Regions from separate parts of the Homo sapiens genome. Here region 2 is linked to region 1. A link is a loop called in an ENCODE intact Hi-C map of the cell type or tissue named here. Cell type or tissue: OCI-LY7. All regions are shown on one strand. Each heading gives the region's core, and the rest is flanking DNA. Links, peaks and the distances in the headings are about the cores only. Region 1 overlaps ABCG1 (ATP binding cassette subfamily G member 1). Region 2 has its middle 32 kb from the start of ABCG1.

Evidence for each region. Peaks named below come from ENCODE experiments on the same cell type or tissue, not always from the same donor. Only the 100,000 strongest peaks of a DNase experiment are listed, where the experiment ranks them.
Region 2: it touches region 1 in a loop (4-fold over the local background); 14 of 110 quality-filtered maps call a loop at or near these places.

Annotation. Positions count from the first base shown.
Region 1 is chr21:42,248,910-42,264,705 of GRCh38, forward strand. The region is part of intron 2 of ABCG1 (ATP binding cassette subfamily G member 1); the gene reads left to right. Among named protein-coding and RNA genes, the nearest start is that of ABCG1, 38 kb to the left of the region's middle. RefSeq lists an enhancer at 12,199-12,699. In OCI-LY7, for the core only: CTCF peaks have their summits at 7,093 (motif pointing right), 9,877 (motif pointing left) and 10,093; DNase peaks (open chromatin) are centred at 6,312 and 9,852; H3K4me3 peaks cover 1,194 bases; H3K27ac peaks cover 2,064 bases.
Region 2 is chr21:42,178,825-42,194,620 of GRCh38, forward strand. No RefSeq gene overlaps it. Among named protein-coding and RNA genes, the nearest start is that of ABCG1, 32 kb to the right of the region's middle. RefSeq lists enhancers at 9,273-9,512, 9,653-9,812, 14,178-14,678. In OCI-LY7, for the core only: no CTCF peak of the experiment used is centred there; DNase peaks (open chromatin) are centred at 9,607, 10,037 and 10,457; H3K4me3 peaks cover 2,509 bases; H3K27ac peaks cover 4,257 bases.

The DNA of each region.
Region 1 (15,796 bases), core at 4,967-12,966:
AAAAAAAAAAAGAGCGAATAAACAAACTGTGATGGGTCCACAGTGGAATATTATACAGCCCAGAAAAGAAATGAAGCACAGTTACAGGCATCAACAAGAACAGATCTCATGGACAAGATAATGGAGAGGGAGAAAAAGCAATTCCTGGAACACATGCAATGTGATGCCTTTTCTAAAAACTTCAAAACATTCAAAAGTCACCAAAATTGTTAAAGGATAAATACGAACGTGGTGCAAGATAGAGAAAAACAAGGATGTAATACCATTCAAGAGAGTGGGGACATCTGGTGAAGGCAGGGGACTGGGATGAGGGAGGGGCGCCGGGCCTGGGGTGTGTTGCTGAGATTACCGCCTGGCTGGCTCGTGGGCACATTTATTTTTCATTGATTTATTCATTTATTTTTCTTCCTCACATCTCACAAGCAAGTGATCTGCACAGAAAGTAAGTGTCATATTGTGTGTGGACTCCGGAGCCAGACCACTCAGTTTAAGTTCTGTTTCTGGTCGGTTTCACTTCTGCTTACTAGCTATGGTTCTTGGGGAAGGTTATTTTAGGTCTCTGGTGCCTCAGTTTTCTCATCTGGGTGTATTGAAATATGGACCTTGCAGGGTTCTGGTGAGAATTAAATGAGTTCTGTGTTGAGAATTAAGTGAGTTAATGTATGCGAAAGCTTAGAATCGTGCCCTGCGGCATAGTAGATCTATATAAGCATCAGCTATTGCCATCATCAGCATCATCATTTTGTAAATGTAAGGCAGTTTGAAATCAAAAAAGTAAAAAGACGGTATGGAGCTGTAAAGAAGTGAGAGGGAGGGCCAGGCGCAGTGGCTCACACCTGTAATCCCGGCACTTTGGGAGGCTGAGGCAGGCAGATCACCAGGGTCAGGAGTTTGAGACCAGCCTGGCCAGCATGATGAAATCCCATCTCTACTAAAAATACAAAAATTAGCCAGGCATGGTGGTGCACGCCTGTAGTCCCAGCTACTTGGGAGGCTGAGGCAGGAGAATCACTTGAACCTGGGAGGCGGAGGTTGCAGTCAGCCGAGATGGCGCCACTGCACTCCAGCCTGGGTGACAGAGTGAGATTCCATCTCAAAAAAAAAAAAAAAGTGAGAGGGGGATGAAGAGTCCTCACTGGGTGAGGAAGGTGCCCGTGTGTTGTGTGTCTTGGGTCACGTGTGAACACATATGGGGGTGCAGGGGGAGGGGGCGTTTAAAGGATTCTAAGTCTAAACCACTGAGGACTCTTGGGGACAGGAGGAGAGATGAAGACTGGAGGAGGAACTGAGGGTTTCTAGCTGCGCGTGTTGACCTTCTCCTGGGGTGGCACATCCCATTGAAGCCATGTTCCCAGGGGACAAGCAGAGTGGACCCAGCTCTTTGGGGACTTTGGTGCTTCCAGTCTTATTTTGAAGGCATTATAGAGGGGGTGGAAGCCAGATCCAAACCCAGTTCACTTCCCATTCCCTGCCCCATGCCTCAGTGGTCTTTGGTTTCCCGTGGGTGCTCTGGGCATCCTGCATGGAGGGGGACTCCAGGCTCCCAGAGATAGGCAGCCGCATGCAGTGGTGCCCAAACGTGGAGGAGCACAGTCCAGCTAGCCTGTTGGAAGAGAGCCCTGAAAACAGGGCTGGGACCTCCCAGGGAATGAGTCAGGGGCCACCCATGAGCCTCCCTGCAGGCCTCCTCTGGTGGCCGCTCATGGTCATTGAGATTTTAGTTCTTTGGGTCACACACACAGTGAGCGCCAGTGGACAGAACTTGCCTGTGTGAGGTCAGGGTCTCTCCCGCGGTACCCTCCATGTGGGCCATTCCTGAGTCTCATTTTCACTGATGGGAACATAACACAAACGTGCTTTGTCTCTCTTGCACTTACCCCTTTCCTCCCTGGCATGCTGTGCTGCTGGCATGGAGGCAGGGTCAGGAGCCCAACAAGGGGTGTGTGCGGGGTATAGGAAGGTGGCCCCCAGACCCCGCAGGGATCGGCTTGGGAGAGACCCACCAGACACATGAAGGGAAGCAACAGCAGCACTAAGTGGTATTGCTGGCAGGAACGGCAGGGATCACAACACAAAGGCAACAACAGAAACGAACACAGGGACAGCTCAGCGCCCAGCAGACATGAACTTGCCTGACCATACCCTGTGAGGAGCTAGGGCTGTCACTATCTCCTCTGGAATACAGAGGCCCACGGTCGGTCGGTGACCTACCCAGGAGGGAAGTGGGATTCAGACCTGACTAGTTTGCCTCCAGGCCCTACTGTTTTGACTCTCCTGATGGTAAAATGATGAGTCTGCAAATTGAACAAGTGCTTGGAGGAAGGAGGTTTGCTTTAGGTTTGGGCAGGAAAGGGAGGACCTGTATTCATGGAGGCCCAACCGGGTGGCAAATGCTTCACAGTCCTGATCTCATTTTGTCTCCCCAGCAGCACCAGGTGGAAGGAGGTACGTGTTGTTACCTCAGTTTACAAATGAGATAACAGAGGCTCAGCGAGATACACTAAGTTGTCTTAAGTCTGAAGATGAATAAGGACTCGATGTAGGATTAGAGCTGTGGCCAGCCACCGTGTGAAGTTTACTTGCTTCTTGGGGCCACAAAACTGGCTCGATGAGCGGGCAGGACAAGGTTGGGATGATAGGGTGGTCCTTTTCAATGGGATGAATGGCAGCGGCCAACGCATGTTTGGGAGACCCTGACCAGACCAGCCTGGTGTGGGGGAAGTGGAGGCGAGGCGGGGGGAATGGGAAACGTGTCTGGAAGGGCCCAATTGTGGAAAGAAGGCCTTGAACCCCAGGCCTAGGCACAGTCGGTCCTAGAGGGAGACAGTGGGGGCCCACCCAGAGAGAGCTGGGAGACTCAGAATCCCACTGGAGCCCCTACTCTTCCCAGGCAGGCCACGCCAGCACTGGCCTTGGGCATGGGAGGGCCTCCCAAGTCATGTGCAGGCCCAAAGTCCTTGCTTTACTTTACAAGACAAGCACAGAGCCGAGGCCCAAGGCTTGCATGTGGCATCATCTCCGTGTCCGTCGAATCTGAAAGGACCAGGGAAGCTCAGGAAGCTGAGTTCAGAGGCATCCCTCTGCTTGGCAGCCACCCTGACCATGCCATTGGGTTGCTGGAAACCCCAGCTGTGGAAACGGAACCGCTGATTCTGAAGCTCTCCCCGCAATGCTTCTTGGATGTGGCCATGCACGGGGGCAAGGGTTTGATGAGAGCATCTGTGCCATTGCCCGGACAAGAAGGAGCTGTTGGCTGTCATTCTTTCCAGAAATCTCAGCAATGTAAATGTTCAGGGAGAGCAATAAGACCTCGTGGTTGCCAGCCAACTCCTGCTTCTGGAAGCTTTCCAAATCTCCCTGTGCCTACCATTGTGCCTGTGCTGGATTTCTGCTTGTTTTTCCTTTTTCTTTCAGAGTTTGAATTTGGGTTTGGGAGGATAGTAATTTGATATATTAGAGCAGCGATAATCGCTGTCATTAAGCAGAACCCAGCTCCTTAATGTCTGTGTGTGGACGGGCCAAGTGCGAGCCAGTGTGTGGGGCTGGGATGCCTGAGAGCACAGAGAAACACAAAGCCAGGGCCGCCGGGCAGCTGGGGCAGGTTAGGGACACTTCTTTCGTTGTCCTGTTTGAGACTCAGCCATGGCTGCTTTGGATGGTCTCTGGTTGGTGTTGGACTATGATTTTTCTTTAGCGGGGGTGACTCTGATGTCATTCAGCTTGGAGATGTGTCCCAAATAAACCTTTAATCACAGAAAAGGTGCTTGGAAGGACAAGGGGCACCTTCCTGGCCCGGTGACTGCAGCTTGGGGATCACCCTCCCATTGCCTGGCTTTCCCTCCTACTTTCCGAGCAACCACCTCTTGGGTTTGGCGTTTTAAGGTTTCCCCACTTGGATTTTAACCCCCATTGGCAGCAGGTTTAGGAAAGCCATCAGAGGGAAGCCCTCCTCCCTGACATCATCCCCGCCCAGGTGGTGTTGGGGCGAGTGAGGTTCTGGTGCTGGGGAAGCTGCTGCTTGAGGATAGCAGTGGGAAGAAGTTTCATGGCAGCAGCTGCCACCTATGTGTTCTGCAGAGCACCTGGCAGGAGAGACTCGCCTTCCCAGTCTCGGCACGCCTGGATGCCGCATTAGCACACAGGGAGGGTCATGGTCAGAGCTTCAGGATGCAGTGGGCGAGGTGTCTAAGATCCAGATGCTAGCCTTGGAGGAGCTGGTGGGACAAAGGCTGTTCCCAGGGATTGCACCTGCCTGGCCCTGCATCCAGGGAGGATCCTTTCAGCTGGAGATGCCGGAAGTTGGCAGAGCTGGGGTAAAGGGCAGAAACATAAAGACCAGGTCAGCAGCAGCTCCAACTAAGGCAGATGCCCAGAGCAGATCAGAGAAGCAGACCAGAGATGAGCCGGCACCGCTGTGGGGGAAGGATCATCCCAGCCATCATGTGGTTTGGGGGAAAGCTGGGACCCCACTTGGTACAATTTAGGAAGGTACAGAAGAATGTGCATTCCATCATGTGGGTTCTGCTTCTCCCCTGAAGCCTCTGTCAAGAGCTGCTTTGGGTCTTGGTATGGAGAAATGCCTTCATTTGGCCAGACCCATCTGGCAGAGGCAGTCACGATGCCATTGGACCCCCAGGCAAGCAGCCCCTCCTAGAGAGCGAGGGTCTTGGAAGGCCTGGTATGACCCCCATGCCACTCTGTTTCCTAGGGAACCCTAAAGGGAAACCGCACGTGAGGGACTCCACTGAGATAACCCTGACGTCACCGTGCCACTGTGCCCCTTGTCTGCAGGGTAACTTGGCTTTGAAGGAGCATCAGGGGACCCTCTGTAGGACTGGGGGTGAGATCGATGGACCTGCCAGCTGTTATTGTTGGGATTATAGGGAAGTGAGGAGGTCGTGTGTGCCTCCTTGGGGTCTGAGTGCCTCCTTGGGGTGCCTAAGGGAGACTGAACATCATTTTGGTGATATTTATTGATGTAACTACTCCCTTTGCACGATATTTATTGATGTGACTATTCCCCATCACTTGTGGGATGCTGAGCTGTGCATAGCACAGTTCAAAATATCTGATCTAAGCAGGCAGGAAGGAGACAGCTGCTGGTGCTGCTTAGAGTTAGGCGCAGGGATGAAACCCATGAGATGAGGAGGCTGGTGGAGGAAAGGGACTGGGGGCAGTGGAGGGATGGAGAAATGGACAGAAGTATGGATGGGGAATGCTGAATGTGAGGGAGACCCCAGAACCGGATGACACAAGAAAACAATCCTTGGCTGTGGCCGGGTGACCATGTTAAGGCCATTAAAGTCATGCTTGGAGAAACCACATAGATGCTTGCAGCTTTGCCTGTCATCCAGTGGACTTCAGAGCACAGCATCCGTTCGAAATCCAGCGGCAGATTTTCATAGTCTGACAAATTAAATCAGCTGTTCTCCTGGCGCCAGAGTGGGCTTCCTGCCCCACACTCACTGAGGGGTGGTAGGGAGGGGTGGCCTGTCCTTTGCACACTAGTGGGCAAATGATACTGTCTTCATTTTATGAGCAGTTCTTGCCCCCTGTGACTTAGAATCCCTCACGTGTGTTTTGAGATCCATTTTGATGTTATTAAGCCCAACTTCCCAGACCTTCTTCCTGTTCTTCTTGTTGGCACAAAAGCCCCCTTCCTGTTTCAGAAGGTGCAAAAAGCAAGAGGATTGATCAGCGCGTGGCTTTGCCACATGATCACGAAAATGGAGGCGGTCGATGAGAAGGCCCTTAGGCATTAGGGGGAAGAAACAAGTAGAGTAAAAAGGAAATGTCACTGGATGTCATAGAATATGGATTTCTGTCCTTTCTGCCTTGAGCTTTCTCTTGGGGAGGGAGGAAGAGGGGTCTGGGAGAACAAGACAGCCCGTTCTGAGCAGAAGCCCCTTTCAGCTCTGGGCTGAGATGAATGGGGAGCGAGGGGGAGGGGAGGGAGTGTAGCGCAGCTGGGCTCATCCCATCAATGTTGGCATCCAAAGAAAAATCACGGCTTTGGGTGGGGAAACTGGGTCCTGCTGTGTAGTTTTCAGATTGAAGTTGATGTGAGACTTGGAGATCATTTGGCAACCTTATTGGTGCTATTGGCATAATTTAAATAATGGGAAGGATTTTATTCTTAATTGTTCCAGCCAGGTTTAGAAGCCTGGAAAAAGACCAGTTCTGCTTTTAGAAGTATAAAAATACCGCAGGGATGGAAAATGCTTCATGCCTGACAGGCAGATGTAAATGATTTCCAGTTATATTTCAGTACCTGCGCAGGGGCAGGGCCCCGTTGCTAGTGATCTGATGAACTAGTCAGCCAGTGGGGCGCGGTGTGCAGGGGGCGTGTGTGTGCACACAGGATGTATGTACATGGTGTGTCTGTGCCTACATATGATAGTGTGTACATGGTGTGTCTGTGCACGCATGATTGTGTGTACATGGTGTGTGTGCACATGATGCACATGTGTGTATATGGGTAGACGTGTATGTGATGTGTGTCTGAGTGCATGGTGTGAGTGCACACATGTCCATGTGTGGGTGTGTGTGCATGCGCGTGTGCCTGTGTGCACATGGTGTGTGCATGGCATGGGTGTGTATCATGGCCTGTGTGTGCACACTGTGTGTACAGGGCAGACGCACTCACTGAGGGCCCCTTCAGTTGTAATAGGCAGAAGGAGCGCACGAGGAGGCTGAAACGCCAGTTAGAATTTCAGCTGTGAGCTCTTCTCTTCCCCACTTAGGGCTGGGATGTTTTCACAGAAATCACAGAGCAGCTCTCAGAGCCCAAACTCATTGTTTCTCCTGGTTTTGTTTGTGTTGACTTTCCCTTTAATCCATGCTCAAGCCCCTCACCTGTTTAGAGGGGATGTGGCCCGACTTTCAATGAAAATCTCTCCAGTTCTCCTGCCGTGGCCTCTCGGGCTCCTGGGGAACAGCACCCTGAGCCTTCTCCTTCTTAACTGGTGAGTTCTGCAGAGAATGGGGCTATGGTTGATAGTGTAGTCTTTGGGAACTTTTGTTATTGGACAAATGTCCACTTTGTTTTCTAGGACATCTCTTTGTGTCCCCCAGAGTGAACCAGCTGGAGCCAGGGAGCCCCTAGAGCAGTAGCAGCCATTAGGGGGAGCCACTGGGAGTCAGGTGCCTTGACTTGGATCCAGGTGTGCACCCTTTCTTTCCAAGGGTCTCTGGGTGAGGCCCGTGACCTTCCCAAGCCTCTCCCTGTCTTGTGAAACCTGGGCGTGATATACCTCCCTTTTAGGGCTGCTGCGATCATTTAGGCAGATTAAACCTCATAAGTGGTTTCCCATACAAGAAAGATGCTAGCAGTGCAACAGACAGAACACTTACCTGCCTGCCCTCCCGCCAGGAGGTGGTCTTCCAACTTTTGCCCGGAGTCTACAGAGGGTGGGCCCTCTCTGCTGGGGCTCCGGGACATGGTCAGGAGAGGTTGGTCTGTCTGTACCGCCATTCTCTTGGCCAGACTGTGGTGTCTGGTCCCTACTCACACCTTCCTGTCAGAGTATCCAGAGGCCGCAGAGTATCCACACCCTGGCTGGGTGTACTGGCTACAGATGGCTGTGGCTCCAGGTCACCTGCGTGCCTGGGTGATGAGAAATAATGTCACAACAAATATCCCATCTGCATTCTCTGGGACACTGACCCATGAAGAGAAAGCAGTTCTCACAGTTTTTACAGGCACAGGTCAGCTCTCAGAGTGCTGGGGACAGGGTTCCCACCAGGCAGCCCTTTCTGCTCCTCCCAGAGACTGATGGCTTCTCTGCATTCAGAGGGATCTGGGAGCATTGCAGGAATAGGCTCTGGCTCTTCAGAAATGATCACGAGCTTAAGGAACTGGGTCTGCAATGTGAAGCCTTAGGTCCACTCTCCTTGGTGGGAGCTCATGCCCTCCCCAGGCTCCAGGACCCAGTCAGGATTCTTAATTCACGTGGCTATGTCAGCGCAGCTGTCACTCCCGGAAATGAAGAGAGACCCCTCTTGCCGTCCTTCTCACATTGCTTGCACTTTCCAGCATGCATTTTGTTGTGATGTTTTGTCTGTAATTGCAACTCCAGCAGCAGCCAGTGTTTATTAACCATTTTCTATATGCCGGGCTCAATGTGAGGCATTTCGAACACATTCTCTTGTTTGGTCTTCACAGACACCCTTAAGGTTAAGTACTCATTTCATGCCCATTACCAGATGAAGAAAACAAATTTTAAAAACTCAAGGAACTTGCCCAAGGTCACACGGCTAATTAGAGGCCGAATCTAGAGCCGATTTGGAAATTTCAGGGCCCACTGGAATCTCCTGGGTCATGCCCCAGGCCAATTCCTTCAGAAGCGTTTCTCAAACTCCCCAGGAGATTCCAGTCAATCAATTTGCAGGCAGCTTTTTGGGAACCCAGCTGGGCTGGAGTCTATGTAGAATATCCATGGCACCCGCAGCCTCTGCAGCATCTGGCCTGAGTTATTCTTCCATTGCCCGGTGCTATCATACAGATACAGGACTGGTGACTACAAACAGTGTTAGCAGGACGTACTTGGAGCTCATTTGGCAGTGGGAGTGGACGTGCTGGGGGCCATCCCCCTTCCACCTGAAGCGTTCTTGTCCTAAAGCATGTTGCTGAGACAGCTGTGTAGGGCGTGGCGGTGACCCTGGGGAAGGACCGTACTGAGAGCTCCAGACTCCAGCCAGCCTCCTCACTTTGGCCACATTCCAACAATGCTTACTGCCTTCCACAGTGGATGAAATATTCCAGAAATCAGAATGTGTTGAAATGTGTGGCAAAGAAGAATGTCATACTTGCATATGTGCTTACACTGGCCACTGAACTGCATACACAGTCCCAAGAGGTCTCCCTGCACCGCGAGGCCCATGCTAGAAAAGGCGTTCTTCAGGAACAGACTGAGGCTTCATGAAGATCCTTCCCTCCATCCATCACTCCATTAATCCTCCCCTCCATTCATCCCTCCACTCATCCCTTCATTTACTCCATCCATCCTTCCTCCCATTTTCCCATCCACTCCATCAGCCTCTCCATCCATCCCTCCACTCATCCCTTCATTTACTCCATCCATCCTTCCTCCCATTTCCCCATCCACTCCATCAGCCTCTCCATCCATCCCTCCACTCATCCCTCAACTCACCTCTTCATCCACTCCATCCATCCTTCCACACTTTTCCCCATCCACTCCATCAGCCTCTCCATCCATCCCTCCATTAATCCTCCCCTCCACTCATCCCTCCACTCATCCCTTCATTTACTCCATCCATCCTTCCTCCCATTTCCCCACCCACTCCATAAGCCTCTCCAACCATCCCTCCATCTGTTCCTCCATTAATTCTTCCCTCCACCCATCCCTCCCTTTATCTCTCCATCTATTTCTCTCTCCATCCCTCCCTTCATGTCTTCCTCTATCCCTCCTCCATCCCTCCCTCTATTCCTCCCTCCATCCCTCTTTCCATCTCTCCCTCCATCCTTCCCTCCATCCCACCTTCCATATCCCCCCCATCCCTCCCTCCATATCTTCCTCCATCCCTTCCTCCATCCCTCAATGCATCCCTCTCTCCATCCAGAGTTCACCACACCCTGAGTCCCCAGTGCTGCACTCCTGAAACTCACTCTGGGATTTGCAACTGGGGGTTGCCTTGAACATGTTCCCTGTGTATCCGGTTGAATTTTGGAAACACCCATATCTCCATCCACTCTATCAGCCTCTCCATCCATCCCTCCATCCATCCCTCCATTAATCCTCCTCTAGAGCATTCTACTAGAGAACAGCCGAGGTCAGCCTTCCTCTGCCTCTCAGGGGAGTAGGGCGCCTGCTGGCAGCTGCTGTAAGACTCGGGATGAGGGCTGCCCCCTGCAGGTGGCTCTGAAAGCTGCAGCTCTGAGTGGTGCCCCCAGCAGCAGCTTTGTTCCCTAATTAGGAGGGCACAGTGGCTGTCTAGAAGCACCCAGGAGGGAGCTGCTCCAGAACTTTCTTTATCAGCTGACAAATCAACCTTCTCATGTGAGGGGAGTTTGAGTCGTTCACTCCAGAATTCTGGAGAACCGTAGGATTCGGAGCTCCTTGAGGGCATAGCCAGTGCTTTCCCTTGTTCCTGGTGGTGATCCAAGCTTGCCTTTCTCTCAGACCTGCCTCAGTTGTCCTGTTCTCATACCCTGTTTTCCCCCAAGAACACAGGGTGCATCCCCAGCCTTAGCTGGATTTTCTTCCACCTTGCAAAGGCCCCTGCCTGGGAGACATGTCTTGGTGTGAGAGAGACGACATTGCGTTCCCAGATGTCGCTGGTGCTGGGCTCAGCTCCAAAGTTCTGGAGCAGAGTCAGCAAAGCACAGCCTGGAGACCAGATCTGTGCTCTGCCTGAGTTTGTAAGTGAAGTTTTGTTGCAGTAGCCACAGCCGTGCATGTACAGGTGGCAGCTTTAGCTTCTGCTAAACTGGAGAGCTCAGTGTTTGTGACAGACTGCGTGTCCTGCAAAATCGAAAATGTCTGTGATTCAGCTCTTCAGGGAAAAAGGGTGCCGATGTCTGGCCTACAGGGCTCAAGCATTGTCATCATGCCCCCATCCAACCGTCCACTCAAGGTGCATTGACTGAGGCTGGCTGGCTGGAGTCATCATGTGGGCCCTCAGGCTATGGAGGCAAATCGAGTGGCATTGCCTCTGCGGAGCTGGCCATTACCTTGTTTCCTAACTGTCACTCATTTGATAAAAACTGACAAGGTTGCTAGAGCCACGTGTTTGCAAACCAGTGGGCATTCGCACGTGCATGTAATCCACACAGTTACTCGGTGATGGGAGTATACTTGAGGGAAAGCAGCTCACAGATTTGCCACTTGCCACAGGTCATGGTTTAGGAAGAGGCAGAGGTGGGGTGTTTTCTCATTAGCCCATTCCCTCCTCCCTTTGGATGGAAGAAAGGAAAAGAGCAGGGGAGAGAGAGGCCAATGGCAAAGGAGCACAGCGGGAGAAAGAAGGCCCCCAGGCTTGAGCGGCCCTGAAGCTCAGCAGCTGTGGGTTGGACGGTGGTGTTGGCTTGCTCTTCCCCTTCCCTCCTGGTTTCTTCAGGCCAGTGCGGCATCCTGCACGTGGTCAGTCCAAGTCCAGGGAGGGCCCCATCACCTGGGGGTGGTCGCTATCAGTGGCAAAGTCTTGTCAGCAGCTCATGGGGCAGGAAGGGCCTATGGTTGGGGGTTTCCTGGCGATCCCATGGAGGAAGGTGAGGATGAGTTGTGTTGCTTCTCGGGTGAAGCTGGTCACGTGGCCCTAAAGGCATTCAGAGTAGATGCTCACTTCAACCCTGCAGGTGGCATTGGGCGGCAAGCATTTCTAGGACCCAGCTTCCACCACGGAGCCGAATGGTGGCCCGGCTGGGGCCAGGGCTCCTCTCGAGGGGGCCTGAGATGCTGAGACCCATGACGCTGCTGCTCCTGCCAGGGGCTCATCACCTGTGAAACACAAGCCGGGGAGCCTGAGTGTGGCAGAGTCTCCCTCCCCAGGGTTCCCTCTGCAGGATTTTGTTTGGGTTCTTTTGAAGTTGAAAAGATTTTCAAAAGAGCTCACCAGAATATCTAAAACCATGTTATTTAGGGAGGAGAGGAGCCGCATGGAAGGGCCCCAACTCCCCAGTGACCCCCTCCACCAAACGCACACCAACTGGTGGCATTAGAGGTGACAGTGCAGCAGGATGGACTTCTTACTTCCCCTCTCAGTCTTTGCACTCAGCCCCAAGCAGCTCCTGCCAAGGAGCCAAGGAGAGGAAAATATCCCTTAGCAGGAAGGAAGGAAAATAGAGGCATCCCAGAAACTGAACAAGGACCCAGAAAGCAAACCCCACCTCTGTTCCCCCATGAGCTACCCACTTTTCCCCACAGCCCCACAGCTGTGTGCCTCCCTCTCTCCCATTTTCTTTTTTTTTTTGAGACGGAGTCTCGCTCTGCCAGGCTGGAGTGCAGTGGCACCATCTCAGCTCACTGCAACCTCCTCCGCCTCCCTCGTTCAAGCGATTCTCCTGCCTCAGCCTCCTGAGTAGCTGGGACTACAGGCGCCAGCCACCACACCCGGCTAATTTTTTGTATTTTTAGTAGAGACAGGGTTTCACCATGTTAGCCAGGATGGTCTCGATCTCCTGACCTTGTGATCCACCCGCCTCGGCCTCCCAAAGTGCTGGGATTACAGGCATGAGTCACCGTACCCGGCCCCTCTCTCCCGTTTTCTACCCTCTTTCTTCTTCTAGTACGGTGAGGTGGGGGCGGGTGCTCTTGTCCTCCTTCCCCCTCTCCACCACCCCCCCTCTCCCGCCCCACCCAGGCAGCTCTGGAGTCCTGCTGGCTGCAAGTTTACTAAACGGAGGCATTTGTGAGGGGATTTCAGATACCCTGCTGTGCTCAGGCCAGGGTGACAGTGTTTTGATGTTTGCGGTTGGAAAGCTGACCTCCTGGATGTGGGGTGACGGGAGCGGCCGGTGGGAACAGTACTGTCTGCATGGCATCTTCTCCCATGAGAAAGGATGACTCCTGAGAAAACAGACAAGCAGGATAGCAAACTCCATCGCAGACTCCCTGGCCTGGTCGAAGGGGCACAGAATCCACAGGGGCCTGGGGGAAGCTTGGGCAGCTCCCCACCCCCTCTCTCCACTGAAACCCCGAGCGAGAGTCCCTCTGTGTATCGGGGACTGCCCGCTTGTGAGGAGACGCATTGCCTCGCTCTGGCTTGGAAGAGGAATGTCCTGCCTGGCCCGGCCCCCTCGGGAAGCTGGCGGGTGAGTGAACAAGACAAGGATGGTGAAACACGCTGCAACCTCGGCCGCGGAGCTCCATAAACACAGGATGGCCTCTTGTCCCTGCTGTTTATCCACATTTATGTTTATGGCGTACTTAACTCACGGAGAGGTCAGAACGCTGAGCTATCAGAGTAACATTTGACATTTGGACAACCACAAAACAAGGCCCTGATTCTCTGCGGGTGCCCACTTCACCTGGTCCCAGCCCAGCCCAGTGCAGGTGGACAACACGCCTTTGTTGGTGCTGCTGGGAAACAAAACCCAATGACCGATCTTCCCCAGGGTCTCTCGAGAAGCAGCCGGCCCCTTTCCAAACTGCAACTCGTTCAATGAAACCTGAGTGAGCTAGTCACTTGCTTATTATGTTCTGCAGGTAACCAGGACTGGGGGGTTAATGGTTCCCAAGGGGCTCAGATCCCTTGGTTGCTGGGCAGGTAGTAGGAGAGGTTTTTCTCACACGAAGCCTTAGGGAGCATGCATTTGGCTTGGGGAAGCATACTTCCTAGCAGAGGCTGCAAGGAGTCCTTCATGTAAACAGGGCTTGAGTCCTCCGTAAGGGACAGGAGACCTTCCCACATCCTGGCAAGAATTCTTCTTTTTTCTGAGGATGTTTTGTGGAATGAAAAATAAATTGAAAGGTAAAGGTCAGTTGCACAAGTGAAGATCTCTTTGAATGGGCATAGGAATTCTTACGGCCGTAGATTTCAGAGCATCTCACTGCATCAGCGCTGCCAGCTACCCTGCCCACACCTGGGTGGTATTCTTAGCCTTAGGTGACCCACGGGGTTTCTTCTTTATGAGGGGAAAGGCTTGAAATTCCTTCTGATCCTCTGTTCAATATTTCATGCGATATCAGACTAAATGCACAATTCTGGATTGAGCTGACTGTATTGATTCAATGGGAATATGCCCACTCGGAGGAGGAGGGAGGGAGGAGGGGAACGGCTGGGAACCGCTCTGCGGGGCCTGGCAAAGGCACTCTTGGCCCCGGGTGCAAGAGCCGCCTCCGGGTTTGGCAGAAGGGGTTGGAATCTTGGATCCTCTGCTGACCTACCGTGTGACCTTGAGCAGGTCATTAACCCTCTCCAAGCTCTTGTATGTCACCTGTAAAAGATGGAGAAGAACACAGTAGTCGCTTGCTGTGAGGCCTAAGCGGAGTGACAGGAGCAAGGCTGGCGCGGTGCCCACCCCAGTGAGCTCTGGCCTGGTGAGGCCCGTTCTGTGACTCATGGCCTCTGCCAGGGGACTGGGCTGGCCCTGCCTGTGCCTCCTTCAAGGGCACATTTCTACAGAGTGAGGAAAACTCTCCTAGCCCCGAGCGATGCTGCCGTGTCCCCCGACTCTTCCTAGGTGTTGACAGTTGACAGGTCTCGGTTCTCTTTGCAAAGCACTGTTAGCTAATGTAGGAAATGTAAACATTCAGTGCCTTCCTGAAATTCCTTCTAGACCGGAACCACCTTGTTCCAGGGGCTGTCTGGCAAGTGGTATAGCCCAGCCACAGCAGCTAACAGGGCTCATGGGATTACTGGGGGGTAATCTCCATCTCAGAAAGGTGCCTTGACTTTTCCATGGGCAAAGGAATGTTGCCTTCATTTCCAAGGGAGGAAACCGTCTTTTTTATTGTTTGTTTTGGAAAAGTTGTATTTCTTTGTTTAAAAATCAACACCTTTGGGGGTTTACTTTAGATTTAAAAGTAGTTAGCCCTGAAGCGACAGGAAGGGGACGTGAGGGAGCTCCTAGGAGTGGGCCATGTCCCAGTTCTGATCTGGGGGCTGGGACCCTGGTGTGTTCGATCTGGAAAAGCATGTGAAGCTGTGTATTTATGGTCTGCGCACTTCTCTGTGTTTTCTACACCTCAGCGACATTTACAGCAAAATGTAATTACTCAGAAGTGAACACAACAGGCACATTTCCATGGCCATTGTCTACGGGTTTCCTGATGACTTCTGTCTCGCCCACTTGGGGAGGGGTTTGTGCTTATGTAACACAAGACAGACGGAGCCAGCAACCCCGTAAAAATGCCTGAAGTAGGTTGATCCTGCCGTTAGACTGTGGGGAGGGGCCAGGCGGCTGGGCCTGCAGTGGCCTCTGGGCATTGCCTGATGGCTCTGGTCCCAAAGGGGTCTGTCCTGTCAGAAGGGAGGTGTGGGAAGAGACGACAAGGCCACGGCGTTGCCTGAGACGGGATGTTGCTCAAGGTTCATTTGTGCCAAGAGCCCTTCCTGTCTTGTGAGTGCCACGAACATTTCCTTCCAGTAACCATTGTGCAGGCTCCATTCCAGGTTCGCGGGGCATGATAATCAAGAAGCTGGTCTTGCTCACGTCCTCATGGAGCTGACATTCTCAGGGCCTCCAGGGCAGTGACAGAGCTGGAAGCAGAAGAAGACGTGCGTCACATGGCGGCTGTCGGATGCCCTGCTCATCTGGGGTGCCTGGTTTGGGGTTGGCCAGCTGGCCTTTAGGAGGAGCAGCTTCATTCCAGCGTTATCTCCTTATACTCATGATCACCGGAATTCGGGATGTCTGCACAGGCTGTCTCTGAATCTCTAATGTTCTAAAAGTGGCTCATTCTGAAGGAGGGGATAACTCAGGAAACTCTTTAGTATTCACTTAATTTTAAACATTACTAAATGCTTCATCTGCGTGGTTTTTAAACATCTGTTCATCCATCCATCTGTCTGTCCCTCTGTCCATCCATCCATCCATCCTTCCATCCATCTGTCCATCCATCCATCCGTCAATCTATCCATCCATTCATTCATCTATTCATCCATCTGTCCATCCATCCATCCATTCATCCATTCATCCATTCATCCATCTGTTCATCCATTCATCCATTCATCCATCCATTCAGCGACACTTGAGTATCTACACTGGGCCAGGGCCGAATGTTTAGAGATGGAAAGGTGAGGTTCCTACTTCTCAGAGGATGCTGGCAAAGGAAAGGTGAAGGGCAAGAGAGAGAAGGTGGAGAGAAAGAGAGAGAGGAGGAGAGACAGAGAG
Region 2 (15,796 bases), core at 4,934-12,933, 70 kb before region 1:
CCCTAACTCAAATGATTCTTGGGTTAGAAATTGCCATTTCCTAACCCCAGAGTCATTTAAGAGGACATTTTAATTTCTTTCTTTCTTTTTTTTTAATCCAGACGGAGTCAGGCTGCAGTGCAATGGCGTGATCTTGGCTCACCACATCCTCCGTCTCCCGGATTCAAGTGATTCTCCTGCCTCAGCCTCCCGAGCAGCTGGGATTACAGGCATGCGCCACCACGCCCGGCTAATTTTATATTTTTAGTAGAGATGGGGTTTCTCCATGTTGGTCAGGCTGGTCTCAAACTCCTGACCTCAGGTGATCCGCCCACCTCCGCCTACCAAAGTGCTAGGATTACAGGCGTGAGCCACCGCACCCGGCCCTTAATTTCTAACATACTTTTGAAGTGCTTGTATTGTTGATTTCTAACTTAATTGCATTGAGGTCTGAGAAAGTGCTCTGAATGGTGGTAATTCTAAAAACTTGCTGAAACTTTTTCTAAAACTTTATTTACAGTTATTTAACCTGGTCCCATGTGCTTGAAAGAATTATTTTGTTTCTTGGATGCTAAAATGTTTGCCACTGCTCTGAGCAATTGTTGATTTTTTTTTCTTGACCCTGCTGGGACCTACTGAGGAGGGCATGGAATTCCCTCAGACTTCTTTGTCCAAGTAACAAGAGAGGGCCGTCAGCTGGCAGAGGATGGAGCCCCCATGCAGCTGTTGGCTGAGGCCACAGCTGGAACAAGACAAAAACTGCATAGATCTGAGCTGGGCACAGGGGCCTGGTGCAGTCGGCTTTCTAATTTATCATTGTCAATTTGGTATTTATTATTTTCTTCCTTCTGATATTTTTGTGCTTATTTGCTTGTTCTTTTTCTAATTTCTTACGCTGGAAGCTTAATTCATTTTTTTTTTTTAGCCTATCCTGTTTTCTAATGTAAGCTTTTAGGGTTTCAAATATCACTTTAAGAAACATTTAATCTGTACTCTTTAAGATTTAAGATAGTTTATTAGGGCTAAACTATTATTTTCTAATTTTCTTTTTTAAAAATTTTACTTTAAGTTCTGGGATACATGTGCAGAACATGCAGGTTTGTTACATAGGTATACACGTGACATGGTGGTTTGCTGCATCTATCAACCAGTCATTTAGGTTTTAAGCCCCGCATGCATTAGATATTTGTCCTAATGTTCTCCCTCCCCTTGCCCCCCACGCCCCGACAGGCCTCGGTGTGTGATGTTCCCCTCCCTGTATCCATGTGTTCTCATTGTTCAACTCCCACTTATGAGTGAGAACATGCAGTGTTTGGTTTTCTGTTCCTGTGTTAGTTTGCTGAGAATGATGGTTTCCAGCTTCATCTATGTCCCTGCAAAGGACATGAACTCATTCTTTTTTATGGCTGCATAGTATTCCATGGTGTATATGTGCCACATTTTCTTTATCCAGTCTATCATTGATGGGCATTTGGGTTGGTTCCAAGTCTTTGCTATTGTAAATAGTGCTGCAGTAAACATATGTGTGCATGTGTCTTCATAGTAAAATGATTTATAATCCTTTGGGTATATACCCAGTAATGGGATTGCTGGGTCAAATGGTATTTCTGGTTCTAGATCCTTGAGGAATAGCCGCACTGTCTTCCACAGTGGTCGAACTAATTTACACTCCCACCAACAGTATAAAAGCATTCCTATTTCTCCACAGCCTCACCAGCATCTATCGTTTCCTGACTTTTTAATAATTGACATTCTGACTGGCGTGAGATGGTATCTCATTGTGGTTTTGATTTGCATTTCTCCAATGACCAGTGATGATGAGCTTTTTTTCATATGTTTGTTGGCTGCACAAATGTCTTCTTTTGAGAAGTGTCTGTTCATATCCTTTGCCCACTTTTTGATGGGGTTTTTTTTCCTTGTAAATTTGTTTAAGTTCCTTGTAGATTCTGGATATTAGACCTTTGTCAGATGGATAGATTGCAAAAATTTTCTCCCATTCTGTAGGTTGCCTGTTCACTCTGATGGTAGTTTCTTTTGCTGTGCAGAAACTCTTTAGTTTAATTAGGTCCCATTTGTCAATTTTGGCTTTTGTTGCCATTGCTTTTGGTGTTTTAGACATGAAGTCCTTGCCCATGCCTATGTCCTGAATAGTAATGCCTAGGTTTTCTTCTAGGGTTTTTATGGTTTTAGGTTTTACATTTAAGTCTTTAATCCATCTTGAGTTAATTTTTGTATTATTTTCTAACTTCAACATAGTTTCTTTTTTGACCCATGAGTGAGTTAGTGTATTTATTAATTCCTAAACATGTGCTCCCTCTCCCCAGTTATCTTTTGTGTTTAATTATTAATTGTGGATAAATAATAAAATGTTCATGAAACCAAATTTTTAACATTTTTTGGGTTTTGCTCTGTGTCCTGGAATTAGGTAAATTTTTGTAAATGTTCTGCTTGTGCCTGAAACATGCCTGTGTTCTCTCATGTCACAGATGCGGCTGGTGTCACCTATGTCTCTGGGGCTCTGTCATTTTGGGATGTTCTGTATAACTCGCAACTAGCAGTGACTGCATCTCTGTGTTAGAAGGCATTTCTGGAAATACGGAAGGCAGGGCAGGCCAGAAGTACTTGGGAATTGACATTCCTAGGAAAAGCCATGAGACAGTGAGGATGAGAGCTGGGGAAAGGCCCTCTCCTGTCTACAGACATGTTTGTTTTACTGTCCTGGTGAACTGAAGCTTTGTCATTGAGTACTGACACTCTATTTATTGCTCATGGTTTTGCCTTACATTTATTTTTCTGATATTTACATGTATTCTTTGGTTAATGTTTTCTTGCTATTTCTCTTCTCTCTTTTTAGTTTTTTATATGGAAATGTCTAAACATAAAATAGAGAGCTTCGTGTAACAAACTACAATGATGCAGCTTCAAGAATCAGCAGAAAACCAACTTTTGTATTTTAAACCTGTTTTTAAAGAACTAAGTTGGCTTTTGAATTTTCTCTCTTGGAGATGTTTTTCAAAGAACCAGACCATTCATCCATTCTACCTATGTCTGATTTCTAACTCAGGGACTTCTACTTTTACCTATATTAATTCCTTCTTTTTACTTTTTTTTGCCAGGTATAAGGTTTGTTTTAAACTTCAATTATTCTACCCTTCATTTTCAAAATTTTTAATGTGATTCTCTTTTTATATCTTTTTTCTTTGTTTAATAATTTCTTCTGCTTCTTTTACATTTGAATAATTTCTTCAGTATTTCCGCCAGAATGTCCTATAAAATTAATTCTATTTGATGTGAATGCATGCTTCTAATGTTTCCAATGCTAGTTTTGGGGATCGGTCATTTGGGCTGGAATCCAGGTCTGCTGGCCCTGGTTTTCAGATAGCTCTTCACTCAGTTATGTGACTCCATGGCATTAAAAAAGGCTTTGAAAGGCCAGGTGCAGTGGCTCACGCCTGTAATCCCAGCACTTTGGGAGGCTGAGGTGGGCAGATCACTTGAGGCCAGGAGTTCGAGACCAGCCTGGCCAACATGGTGAAATCCTGTCTCTACTAAAAATACAAAAAATTAGCTGGGCGTGGTGACACGCACATGTAGTCCCAGCTACTCAGGAGGCTGAGGCAGGAGAATTGCTTGAACCCAGGAAGTGGAGGTTGCAGTGAGCTGAGATCACTCCACTGCACTCCAAGCTGGGTGATAGAATGAGACTCCATCTCAAAAAAAAGTGGGGGGAGCTTTGAAAGCCTCACAAATTAGGCAGACAACTGTAAAAACTTAAACAAACTATTATGAAGGCTTAGTAAGGTATTCAAAGCCAGTGGATTGTTAGACGTCTCCATGTGTTTTAGAATTGTGGTTTGCAAGCTCATGTTGCATGAGAACTTGAGTTTCTGTTTTTTTGTCCCCCAACCAAGGAGCAGCTCTGGGCCCCCTCTCTGCCAGCTCCCTCCCATCCCAAGGCTCACCTGGGCCAGCCTCCTTCTCCCTAGGGGCTGGGGCTTGTCTAGCAGAGTCTCAGCACTGCCATCTGTGAAACCCATCCCCTCCCTTGCCCACAGTGTCCTTGGCCAAGGAGCCCTAGCCCAGCCCAGCCCAGCCAGCGGCAGCAGCAGCTTTTTCTCAGTCACTTTCACCAGCAGGGCTGGCCTGACCCCTGCCCTGCTTTAAGCAGGGAGCTGTCTCCATCCCCACCTCACTCCTGACCCTCCAGCACCTGCCTCCAGCCCCAGAGCCCAGCCAGCCATCCTCAGCCATGGGCATCCCAAACCTGGCTTTGGGTATGGATTTGTTCTTCTAGGTTTTATGTTTGAGGCAGCACCATGTCCCCACACCACCCTGCCTATTCGTGAAGAGGTCTGGAGAGGTGGTGTGACTGCACAGCATCAGGGACTGGTCAGCTGAGGGATGAGGGCTGGAATCCAGGCCTGCCGGCCCGACTCTCAGGGCACACATCACTCTGGCAGGGGACTTCATGACATTAAACAAATTAGGCAGACAAGTGTAAAAACATACAAACTATTCTGAGACTGCTTAGTAGATAAGCTATTCAAAGCCAATGGTTTATTAGAAGAGGGAAAAATATATGTGTGTGTGTGGTGTAAGTGTGTCTGTGCGGTGTGTGTAGTGTGTGTATGTGGTGGGGTGTGTGTGTGGTGTGTTTGTGTGGTATATGTCTGGTGTGTGGTGTGGTGTATGTATGGGAGATGTGTGGTGTGTGATGTGTGGTGTGCATGTAGTGTGTATGTAGTGTCTGTATGGTGTGTGGTCCGGTGTGTGGATGTGGTGTGTGGTGTGTGTGATGTATGGTGTGTGGTACACTGTGTGCATGTGTGTGTGTGTGGTATGGTGTGTGTGATGTATGGTGTTGTGTGTGTGTGTGTGGTATGTGGTATATGTATATGTGATATGTGTGTGGTATGTGTATGAGGTGTGTGGTTGTGTGTGTGAGGTGTGTGGTGTAGTGTGATGTGGTGTGTGTCTGAGATGTGTGGTGTGGTGTGTGTAGTGTGTGTGTTGTGTGGCATGTGTGGTGGTGTGTGTGTGAGGTGTGTGGTGTGGTGTGTGTTTATGGTGTGTGTGTGTGAGGTAGGTGTTTTGTGTTGTATGTGTTGTGTGTGGTATATGATGTGGTGTGGCACGGTATGTGTGTGAGGTGTGTGGTGTATGTGGTTTGTGTGTGTGGTGTGTGGTTTGTGTGATGTGTGTGAGGTGTGTGGTGTGGTGTGTGTCGTTTGTATGTGTGATGTGTGTGGCGTGTGTGCACACATCTGTGTGGTGTGCGTGTAGTGAATGTGTGTTTGGGTATGTGTGTGTTGTGTGTGTATGGTGTGAGTGGTGTGTGGTGTGTATGTGTGGTGTGTGTGTGGTGTGTGGTGTATATGTGTGGTGTGTGTATGTGCCTGTGTGTGTGGTGTGCATGGGGTGAATGTGTGTTTGGGTATGTGTGGTGTGTGTGTGGTTTGTGTGTGTGGTGTATATGTGTGGGGTGTGTGTGTGGTGTATATATGGGGCATGTGTGTGGTGTGTGTAGTCTGTGTGCATGGCATGGGGTGTGGGTGTCTGTATAGAAAAATGAAGAGGAGCTCCCTGAGTTAACATACCTGGGACCCACTGGACAATTGAGCCTCATGTTTTTTTAAAACCTTAATGGTTAGAAGACTGGGAAATAGTTTTTTTTTAAACCATAAGCAATTTCTGTGCCCAGAAGTGAGGAATTCCTTGGGTGGAATATTTCGTTGCTCTGGTAAGCCTCACAGTGTCATTGGTGTGCGTTTGGCCGTGGGGGAAGAAAAGGAGGAAGAGGTGATGGCTCCAGTGAAACTGCAGGGACTTGGCGCCAGTGGAGCTGGCAGTGGCCTCCACTGGCCAGTAGGGACCAATCGTTAAACCCACTCTTGGTCCAAAATTGAATTATTTTAAAACCAAGAGTACTAAATCCTCAATCCTCAAACCTTATCAATTCCTAGTTATGTTATCCCATTTTATTCTGTCAGTTCCGGAGGTTGTTGATGGTGGAAATACTCCACGACAGGGTGCAGCTGCACCTCTCTTCCTGATGTGTCCAGGGAAGTCATATTGGGCACTTTTAATTGGTCAGTGGTAGGAGCATTGACACCATGGAATTTGGCAAACTCTACAAGCCAGGGAGTTATTTTGAACCCCCAAATCTGATTGTTCAGTGTGGATCAGTATACCACTGCTTAAAGCCGTGGCTTTTTGGCTTTCCAGGTTGATGAGGCCTCACTCTCCCCTTATATCGGTCAGAATAGTTCCTTAGCAATACGGGAAGCTACTCTCCTGTTAAGATCTGTTAAGATGTGAGTATGGCCGGGTGTGGTGGCTCACGCCTATAATCCCAGCACTTTGGGAGGCCGAGACGGGCAGATCACGAGGTCAGGAGATCGAGACCATCCTGGCTAACACGGTGAAACCCCGTCTCTACTAAAAATGCAAAAAAATTAGCCAGGCATGGTGGTGGGTGCCTGTAGCCCCAGCTACTCAGGAGGCTGAGGCAGGAGAATGGCGTGAACCCGGGAGGTGGAGCTTGCAGTGAGCTGAGATCGCGCCACTGCACTACAGCCTGGGAGACAGAGCAAGACTCTGTCTAAAAAAAAAAAAAAAAAAAAAAAAAAAAAAGATGCAAGTATCTCAGTATCTTAGGACAGCCAGGGATAAAAAACATGGTCATTCAAAAACAAATAAGCCCAAGTTGTTTCAAATATAAGAGGAAAAAATAAGGTAAAACTGTCAATTTCTTAAAAACAAACTACTAGTTAAGGAAAAACCATGACTAATAGAGAAGAATATATTATTGACCATTTCTAGAACATGCACACAAAAGACAAAGCTAGAGTTGCCAGTATTAGTATTAGCAGGAAAATTATGCCAGTAACAGTATTAGCAGAAAAAAAAGGAAGCAAATTTCATGTTCCTACATCAGAGAATAGCTGAATAAATTATGGCACTTACAATTCAAGGAAAGATGATGTGGCTAATAAAATAATGGGTACGATCTGCATATATGGCCATGGAATGCTTTCAAGATATGGAAAAGGTAACATGATTAGTACAATTCCATAGTGATTTAAAAGGAAAACTACCTCACATAAATAATGCACACACACAGACACACACACACTCACAATTACTTATGTGTTATGATCAGAGGAAGTTATGGAAGGATGTTGTTTTGGTCTGCTTGGGGTATGATAGGGTTTGGCTGTGTCCCCACCCACATCTCATCTTGAATTCCCACGTGTTGTGGGAGGGACCCAATCGGAGGTAGTTGAATCATGGGGGTAGGTCTTTCCCATGTTGTTCTCATGATAGTGAATAAGTTTCACGATATCTGATGGTTTTAAAAAGGAGAGTTTCCCTGCACAAGCTCTCTTCTCTTGTCTGCCGCCATGTGAGACGTGCCTTTCGCCTTCCACCATGATTGTGAGGCCTTCCCAGCCATATGTAAGTTCATTAAACCTCTTTCTTTTGTAAATTGCCCAGTCTCACGTATGTCTTTATCAGCAGCATGAAAACGGATTAATACAGGATGCTATAACACAACAGCATACAGTGGGTGGCTTAAACAACAGAAATTTATTTCTTACAGTTCTGGAGGCCACAGCCTTAGTGTTCTCTTCTGAACATGGCTTCTCATTTTTTACAACATAGATAGGCTGAGATTTTTCCAAATCTTTAAGTTCTAGTTCTGTTTTGCTTAGCAATTCTTTCTTCAATCCATTATCTTTTCTCACATTTCACTATAAGCAGTCAGGAGGAACCAAGCCACTCCTTCACGACTTTGCTTGGAAATATTCCCAGCTAAAGATCCCATTTCATCTTTTACAAGTTTCACCTTCCACAAAACACTAGAACAGGAACACATGTCAGCCCAGTTTTTTGCTACTTTATAACAAAGATCACCTTTCCTCTGCTGTCCCACGCCATGTTTCTCATTTCCCCCTGAGACCTCACCCACATGGCCTTTGGTATTCCTACCAGCATTCTGCTCATGGTTGTCTGTGTGTCCTCTGAGATGATGAATGCTTTCCCTCCAGCTCTCCTCTCCCCTTTCTGAGCCCTCAGCAAATTGACTTTAGTGCTTCCTTCACAGCTATCTCAGCTTTTTCTAGCATGGACCCCCAAACTCTTCCAGCCTCCACTCATCACCAAGCTCCAAAGCTGCATCCATATTTGTGGTTCTTGGTTACAGCAGCATCCCACTCCTCAGGGCCACTTTCTGTCTCAGTCAGCTTAGGCCGCCATGGGGACTGGGTGGCTCAAAAGCAACAGGCTCCCAGTTCCAGAGCCTGGGAAGTGTGAGATCAGGGTGGTGGCAGGGTCAGGGTCTGGTGGGGGCCCTCTTCGTGACTGGCCAACAGAAGACTTCTTGCTGTGTCTCCCATGGTTAGGGTTGAGAGAGCATGAACATGCTGGTGTCTCTCTCTTTGTATAGGGCACCAATCCAAACATGAGAGCCCCACCCTCGTGACCTTATCTCCTCCCCAATGCAGCACCTCCAAATACCACCACATTGGAAATCAGGGGTTCAGCACGTGGATTTTGGGAGTCCATAGCAGAAATACACCCAATTTTTAAGTATCTGATACGTGCATTGGGAGTGAAAAAGGCTAGAAGCATTGTTTCATATATCTTTATTTTGTTATAATTTATCCTATTTTTTCGAAAGAGATCTTCCGCTTCTTTTTGTTTTCTGAATAATTTGGTCCTAAAGTCATGAGGTGGGCTGAGCAGGATAGGGTTCTATTCTGGCATGGACAGGGCAGTACCCTGAGTCAGAGGAGGTGCAGGAGTTTGAGCAGGGTGAGGGTCGTGCTCATGGAGGGGAGGCCTGGTGTAGAGGTGAGAGCTGGGGGAGATTGGGAGGCATCCTTTGGTGGGGGCAGCTGACTCAGATTGTATGTACCCCAGCAGGGGCAGGTGGGTACCCCACAGGGGGGCTGAACGCTGCAGCTCATGTCTATTCCTTATGTCTTTCAGGGTTCACCCAGGGCCCGAAAGCTTGTGTCTGGACCATTGAGAAAGACAACTGGACCGTTCTATGTGGATACGAACATGCAGGAGGAAGTCCATGCTTCCTAGCACAGGCCCTAGAATCAGAGTAAACGAGGTCAGAAGTCAGCTGCCCCACTGGCTGTGTGCCCTAGACAAGCCAGGGGCTCCTCTGTGCCTCAGTTACCTCACCTGGAAAATGGGAATCACTTTGGAGGGACCAACTTGTCCTGGTTTTAGCACTGAAATTCCCACTTTCCAGGAACTCCTCTCCCCTCCTTCCCAGTCCTGGCAAAGCCACCCTAAATAATCCCCACAGTGCTAGGCTGCGCTGAGAGTAAAGTGCTGAGCGCGGGGCAGTCACTTGGTAACAGGTAGTTACTGCTTTCATAATAATGGAAGCAGTTTACAGACATCTGCTTGGGAGAAAGTATGAAACTGTCCACCACCCACAGTCTGGAACTGCTAGGCTTTTAGTTTGTGGAGGCCTCGCCGACTGTCTCCTTCTCTTCTGCAGTTAGAGAAGGGCTGCAGGAGTGTTAGCAACAACTCAGCCAGAAAGAGAAACCAGTGTATTTCCTGTGATCAAGTCACACAGCCTAGGCTGCAACAGCGAGACAGCCAGTAGTTAAGAAGTTGGCTCTAAGACTGAGCAACCAGGAAGAGCTTTGGCTGTGGGCTAAGATGGAAACCACGAGCGGAAGTCAGACATAGCCCAGGGAGAAGGGGGCTGGGCAAGGCATTTACTCATTTAGAAATCTATCATCTCTCTCTCTCTGCCTACCTATCTATGTATCTATCATCTATCTATCTCTTTATCTATCTGTTCATCATTGATTCATTCCTTCCTTCATTCAAAAAGATGTCCTACATATGGTTGCTTCATATTGGTTGAGCTCAGTTATGTTGCTAAAAAGATTTTTTTTTCAATTTAAGAGGCATGGACATTTTGCAGTGGATTTCAGTGGAAAGTTGATGTTTGTGGGTTCAGAAGTCAGTCCTTCCCACACGAGCTCCAGGCCCAACACTTGCATCTGCTGGGAAGCAGGTTGCAAGCCCTGTGAATGCTTCCGGGACAACAGTTCCCTGTCTCAGCCTCTGATATGAGCTGTGCCATGGTGCACACTCTTGCAATGGGGTGGCACGAATATCGCAGTCAGCCAAGATCCTCTGCTATCCTAGAATTCCCAGGAAACTCCCCTTGAGAGCTTTAATCATTTGTTTGCCCTTCAATAACTGCTTATGGAGAAGTTCCCAGACTCACTGACACCTATCATTTTAGGGGACAGTTATGAATGAAAAACACTTTAAATTGACAATGATTGGGCTGGGCGCAGTGGCTCACGCCTGTAATCCCAGTACTTTGGGAGGCTGAGGCGGGCGGATCACCTGAGGTTAGAAGTTCGAGACCAGCCTAGCCAATATGGCGGAACCCCATCTCTGCTAAAAATACAAAAAATCAGCCAGGCGTGGCAGCGCACACCTGCAGTTCCAGCCACTTGGGAGTCTGAGGCAGGAGAATTGCTTGAACCCAGTAGGTGGAGGTTGCAGTGAGCTGAGATTGTGCCACTGCACTCCAGTCTGGGTGACAGGAGTGAAACTCCATCTCAAAAAAAAAAAGAAAAGAATGATTGAATTGTTACATTTCAGTTATAATACATCTTTTAAATTATGTTGTAAATCAGTTGACAATATATTATTTAATGTCCCAAAATATATTAGTGTCTATACAACTTTGAAGAGTTATGAAGTATGGCAACATAAAATTGCAGAAGCAACTCAAGTGCAATATACAGTGGCTGTAAATATACTTTGTAGCTAAGTTTTTCTGGACACGGAAGTGGGAAACATTCAACTTTTTAAAACTAGTGATTTCAGCTCTCTAGACTAGACTTAATTTTGTGTACAGAAAACAAAACCTTTTCCCCAGAACATGACTGCCTGCTTTTTCCCTGACATTGCATAGATGCCATTTGGCATAGAACATTTTTAGATTTATGTGCCCAATTGTAGAATCCTTGACAAATAATGCTTCTGGTATGGACTTCTGAAAATGACCCCAGTGTCAGCTTGCATTTAAGAGCACATTTTTCCATGGGGAATTCTAAAAGTATGGCAGGTACTGACTTTCCCAGTGAAGATGTGGCCAGGGTTGGCAAATTCCCAGCACAGTGTCCCTGCCCCGTTCCGTGGCAGACATCACTAAACAATCAGAGCCTCAGGCCCCGCTGAGTGTGGGCTTGGCTCCACAGGAATTAAGGCAGTGACAGCCGTACTGGCAGATCGGACTGGGCATGTAAGATGAACCCGAATGGCCTCCTCCTCAGGTGAGATACTTTGTGCTGACGGGAGCTCTATTGGTGTTCGCTTCATCAGCCCTTGCTACACAGTTTAGAAGCCATCGGAGCTCTCAAGTCTCAACCCTCAGAAATGACTGTGTTAACCAATATCCTGTCATCTCCATCTCACCTCCTCGGCCCTGGGGTTGTCCCCCTGGCCAAGAACCACCCTGTAGGTGATGCTGGGCCATACTTGCCCCTGCACAAAACCCCGCCTGGATCCCAGTGGATTCCTCAGCACCTGTGTGGCTGTGGCATGTGGGCTTCCAGAGATCTTGTGTGAAGGGAAGACCAAGCCTATAGCCCTGGAGGCCAGGGGCCAAATTTGGAATATTTTTCCAACACCCACAGTGTTGCAGAGCTCTCTATACTGAGTCCTACAGTTTGGTACCATGAGGAATTACAGTGAGGCAATCTATTTACAAATGAAACAAAAACAGGCTTTTATGGACTGGCCTGGGAACCTCACCCTTGCACAGATGGGAAAATGCATTCTCACTGCTGAACAATAAGCCCACGAAAGCACTGGCTCGCCTGGGACTGCCAACACGGGATGGTGTGCGCTGCCTACAGACCAGAGAAGTGGACAGTGGCGCCTGCCGCAAGCTGCTGGGGCACCCGCTGCAGAGCTGCGGCTGAGGGGGAGGTGGGCTTTTAGCCCCAGCAACTTTAAAGATCCTGTCTCCAGTGCTCCATCAGGTTTTATAAAGAGATCTGAATATTCGAAATTTTTAAGTTAAGATTTCGATGGTTTCTAAAGACAAAACCTTTGCTATCAGGGCACATTTGTACACAGGGCCCCCAGTCTGACTTTTAAAGAGCGCAGCCAGGAGCCAGGAAGGCTGAAACGGAATCACACTGTTAGTCCCTGGCCGCCTCTGGCTCTGCTCTGCTGGAAGGGCCCTGCCCACTGTCCTGAGGAGCTCAGGATCTCATGGGTTCCAGGTAGCAGGTGAGCTTTCTGTGGCCCCATACACCAGGTGTTCCATGCCACCTTGTGCAACCCACTCCACTCAGCTCCGCTTTCCATCCCCAGACCCCCTGCCATCAGCTGGAGACCTGAAGGTAGGGAACAGCTGTCCACATCCAGCGGTGACTGTGGGAGGTTCACAGCACACTGAGGAGGAGCATTCATCTAGACCCCGAGCTGTCCAACTTACTGCCTTTGAAACCCTCTGAACCCTGGGGAGGCACTGACTAGCTTTGCTTTTCTGTCCTCTCGGCTCCCATGAGGCACAAATGGCCTTTCGGTTTTCCTGCAGCCACTGGGACTGTCCCAGCTATGTGGGCAGCACCTGGACTGTCTTGGTGAGCAGATTTGAGATTTGGTCAACAACAGTCTGTGATTTCTATCAAATGGCAGCCTACTACACACATATGCCTTTCAACTCCAGCTACATGAGATATTTTTATGTGGTTTTTCCATTTTCCACATCCTGCAATTATTTAATAGGTGTTGTGGCTGTAAGATTCTGCCGCTGACAGTTGGGAACCTCTTAGGAGCCCTCTTCCCGTGTTGGGGAGCAAAATGCTCTGCCCCAACGTGACTTTCTATGTTAGTTTTGACGGCGCTATTTCATTTTCTGTCCCAGCTCATGCTTACCTGGCCTGCTGTGGACAGGCCTCATCCTAGCAGCTGCTTCTCTGTAGAAAACACACAATAAACATCCCACTGCCAACAGCAGCGTACATCCCAGAACTCATCGGCCACCGGAGCCTGAGACATTTGTTAACATGACAAGGCCAACGGCAGTGCAGAAAGTGAAAATCTTTGAGGAAGCAGGTGCGGCCAGTCTGCATTCGTCTCAAGCCCTCCCAAGTTTACAAATGAAATCATGAAGGAGCCCAGTTCTCTCCAAGTATAAGCTCCCAGGAGAGGGGTTCCCACTAGGGGCTATATCTAAAATGGGTCATTGTTCTTGCAGACAAATTCGCCTGCACTGTCCAGTAAAACAGAGGGGCATACATTCCAGGCGTGCCTTCACACATCACTGTGGCTCGTAGCCACGTGTCAATGTGGTTCATAGCCACTCCCGCTCACTAAATCACACTGCCTGGGCAGGTTCTCCAAAGATCAGAATATGGAAGGGCAGCACAGCCGGCCTCAGGGCAAAGCAGTGAAGCACTGGGCCCTGTGTTCGCTGTCTTTGGACCTGGCTGTCCCCTTCTTCCCTCACGCACCTTCTCCCCACACCTATTGTACAGAAACCACCATGTGTGACAATTTGTGACCTGTTTTCCCTGTTCCCACACCACCCCCTCTGCCTGCCTACGGTCAAATCCAATTCCCCTGGCTTCCTTCTTCGTGTTCCTATTCCCAAACCCTTCTCCCTTTTTTTTTTTTTAACACCTTTCCAGTTTCTCTTTTTGGAAGTGGGCCAGAGTCAGCGATCAGGGCAGCTCTTTCTGTGAATTGAAAAGGACAGGTGCGTCAAGCCGGTGTAGATTTGCTAGACTCCCCACAGGGTCCTTCTTCAAACCCCTCCTTATTTTTATTAAGAAGAAAAATCCCCCACATCTCAAGCTCTCCCTTTCCCAGCTTCAGCCTGCCCTGCCCACCGAAGGCATTTGCAGTTACCCTGCTCTCTCCTGGGCTTTCTCCCTGGCTCCTGCCCAGAATATTCTAGAATATAGACTCCAGGAGGACTAGAAAAAGCAACTCAGTGGTTTAAAAAAGACTGCTTTGGAGAATGACATCTTTAATGCTAAAAACGCTAATTGTCATTAACTTCATTATCTTCGTTATTCTTTATTCATCAAGTTCTTTACATGGAAAGGACCATGTTTCCTCCAGGACTCGTAGCTGACACCACCCCACCCCCCATTAGACAGCTTCCTCCACTGCTGCCAGAATGGCTTTAAATGGCAGAACACAGTTCCACAGCACACAGCACAGCTTGAATACAAACGCCCCTGAGAGGAGCGAGGGCCAAACAGCTGGTCTCAGATGCCAAGAGCAGGTTCTGAAAGGTAAGGAGAGGATGACTGAGCTCAAGGACACCAAAGATGCAGAGGGGTGGTGACCAGAGGAGGTCCCCGCAGGAGGCTCCAGGGGGGCCCTCAGAGACACAGCTCCTGCCCTTCCCAGCATGGCCCAGGGTGCTCCAGCAGGGTGAAGCCCCCGCGGGTAAGCCACTCCCTTGCCTGTCATCATCCCAGCCAGCCACCACGCCACAGTCTCCACGCCACAGTCTCCACACCACAGTCTCCTTGCTGTTTTGTGGTTCTCAGACCTGTTGAGCTTTCAGCAGAGCAAGAAAATAGTCTGCGGCGTATTTTTCAGAGTGAATCATTTCTTATCCTGTGGTTCATCAGGAAAAAACAAAGCAAAACCCTCATCCTCATGTCCTCGTGGCCTGAGCTCATACACAAATCCTGCCTGCAATGACCTCAGACTGCACCAGCAGGTGAGGCCGGCAGTGAGGGCAGCCTGATGGGCTTAGACCAGCAGACCAGGTTAGGAAAGCAGATGGCCCCTTGCAGCAGGGGTGCAAAGCCCCTGAGGTATGTGTGCAAGGGGACTGGCAAAGCGTTGTGAAAGAGACGGAGGACACTGACCATCAGCGTTGCCACCTCCAGTGGCTCAGGACTGACCCGAGGCATGGCTCTCAACTCTGGTCACCCACTGGAGTCCCCTCTTCCTGGATCCCACACCCCAAGCTCCTGCCTTATGGGTCAGGGGTGACAGTCACTCCCCAGGTGATTCTACAGGGCAGCCTGGCTTCAGAACTGTGATGGCATCACACTCAGTCACTGTGCAAGAGGCAGGGAGGCCTGGCCAGTCTGGGTGGGGCTGGAGGGTTAGGTGTTCATGACAGATGGGGAGGGAGTTGGCACGCTCTGCCAGGGCTGACGTTACGATGATACCATTTTCAAGAAGGAATACAGAAGTGATGTGGGCACTTAGACCCAAGGAGCTGGTTCAAAATGTGCAGCCTCGGCCGGGGGCAGTGGCTCATGCCTGTAATCCCAGCACTTTGGGAGGCTGAGGCAGGTGGATCATGAGGTCAGGAGATCGAGACCATCCTGGTTAACATGGTGAAATCCTGTCTGTACTAAAAATACAAAAAATTAGCTGGGCGTGGTGGCAGGCATCTGTAGTCCCAGCTACTGGGGAGGCTGAGGCAGAAGAATTGCTTGAACCCAGGAGACGGAGGTTGCAGTGAGCTGAGATCACACCACTGCACTCCAGCCTGGGCGACAGAGCGGCCCTCCATCTCAAAAAATAAATAAATAAATAAAAAACAAAATGTGCAGTTTCAGACCTATTGAGTCAGAATGTGGCCAGTGTGTTGGGCAAACTCTGGATGATTCTTGCACACATTCAGTTTCAGGTGTTCTCTGTCTGGGAGGCAGACTTGAATCGCCTGGGAAGATGCCCAGTCTCACCCCATCAGAATCTCTGAGGGATCCCAGGCTGTGGGCCTTGCCATAGGCAGGAGGTGGGGCATGGAGTTAGATCATCGGGAAAG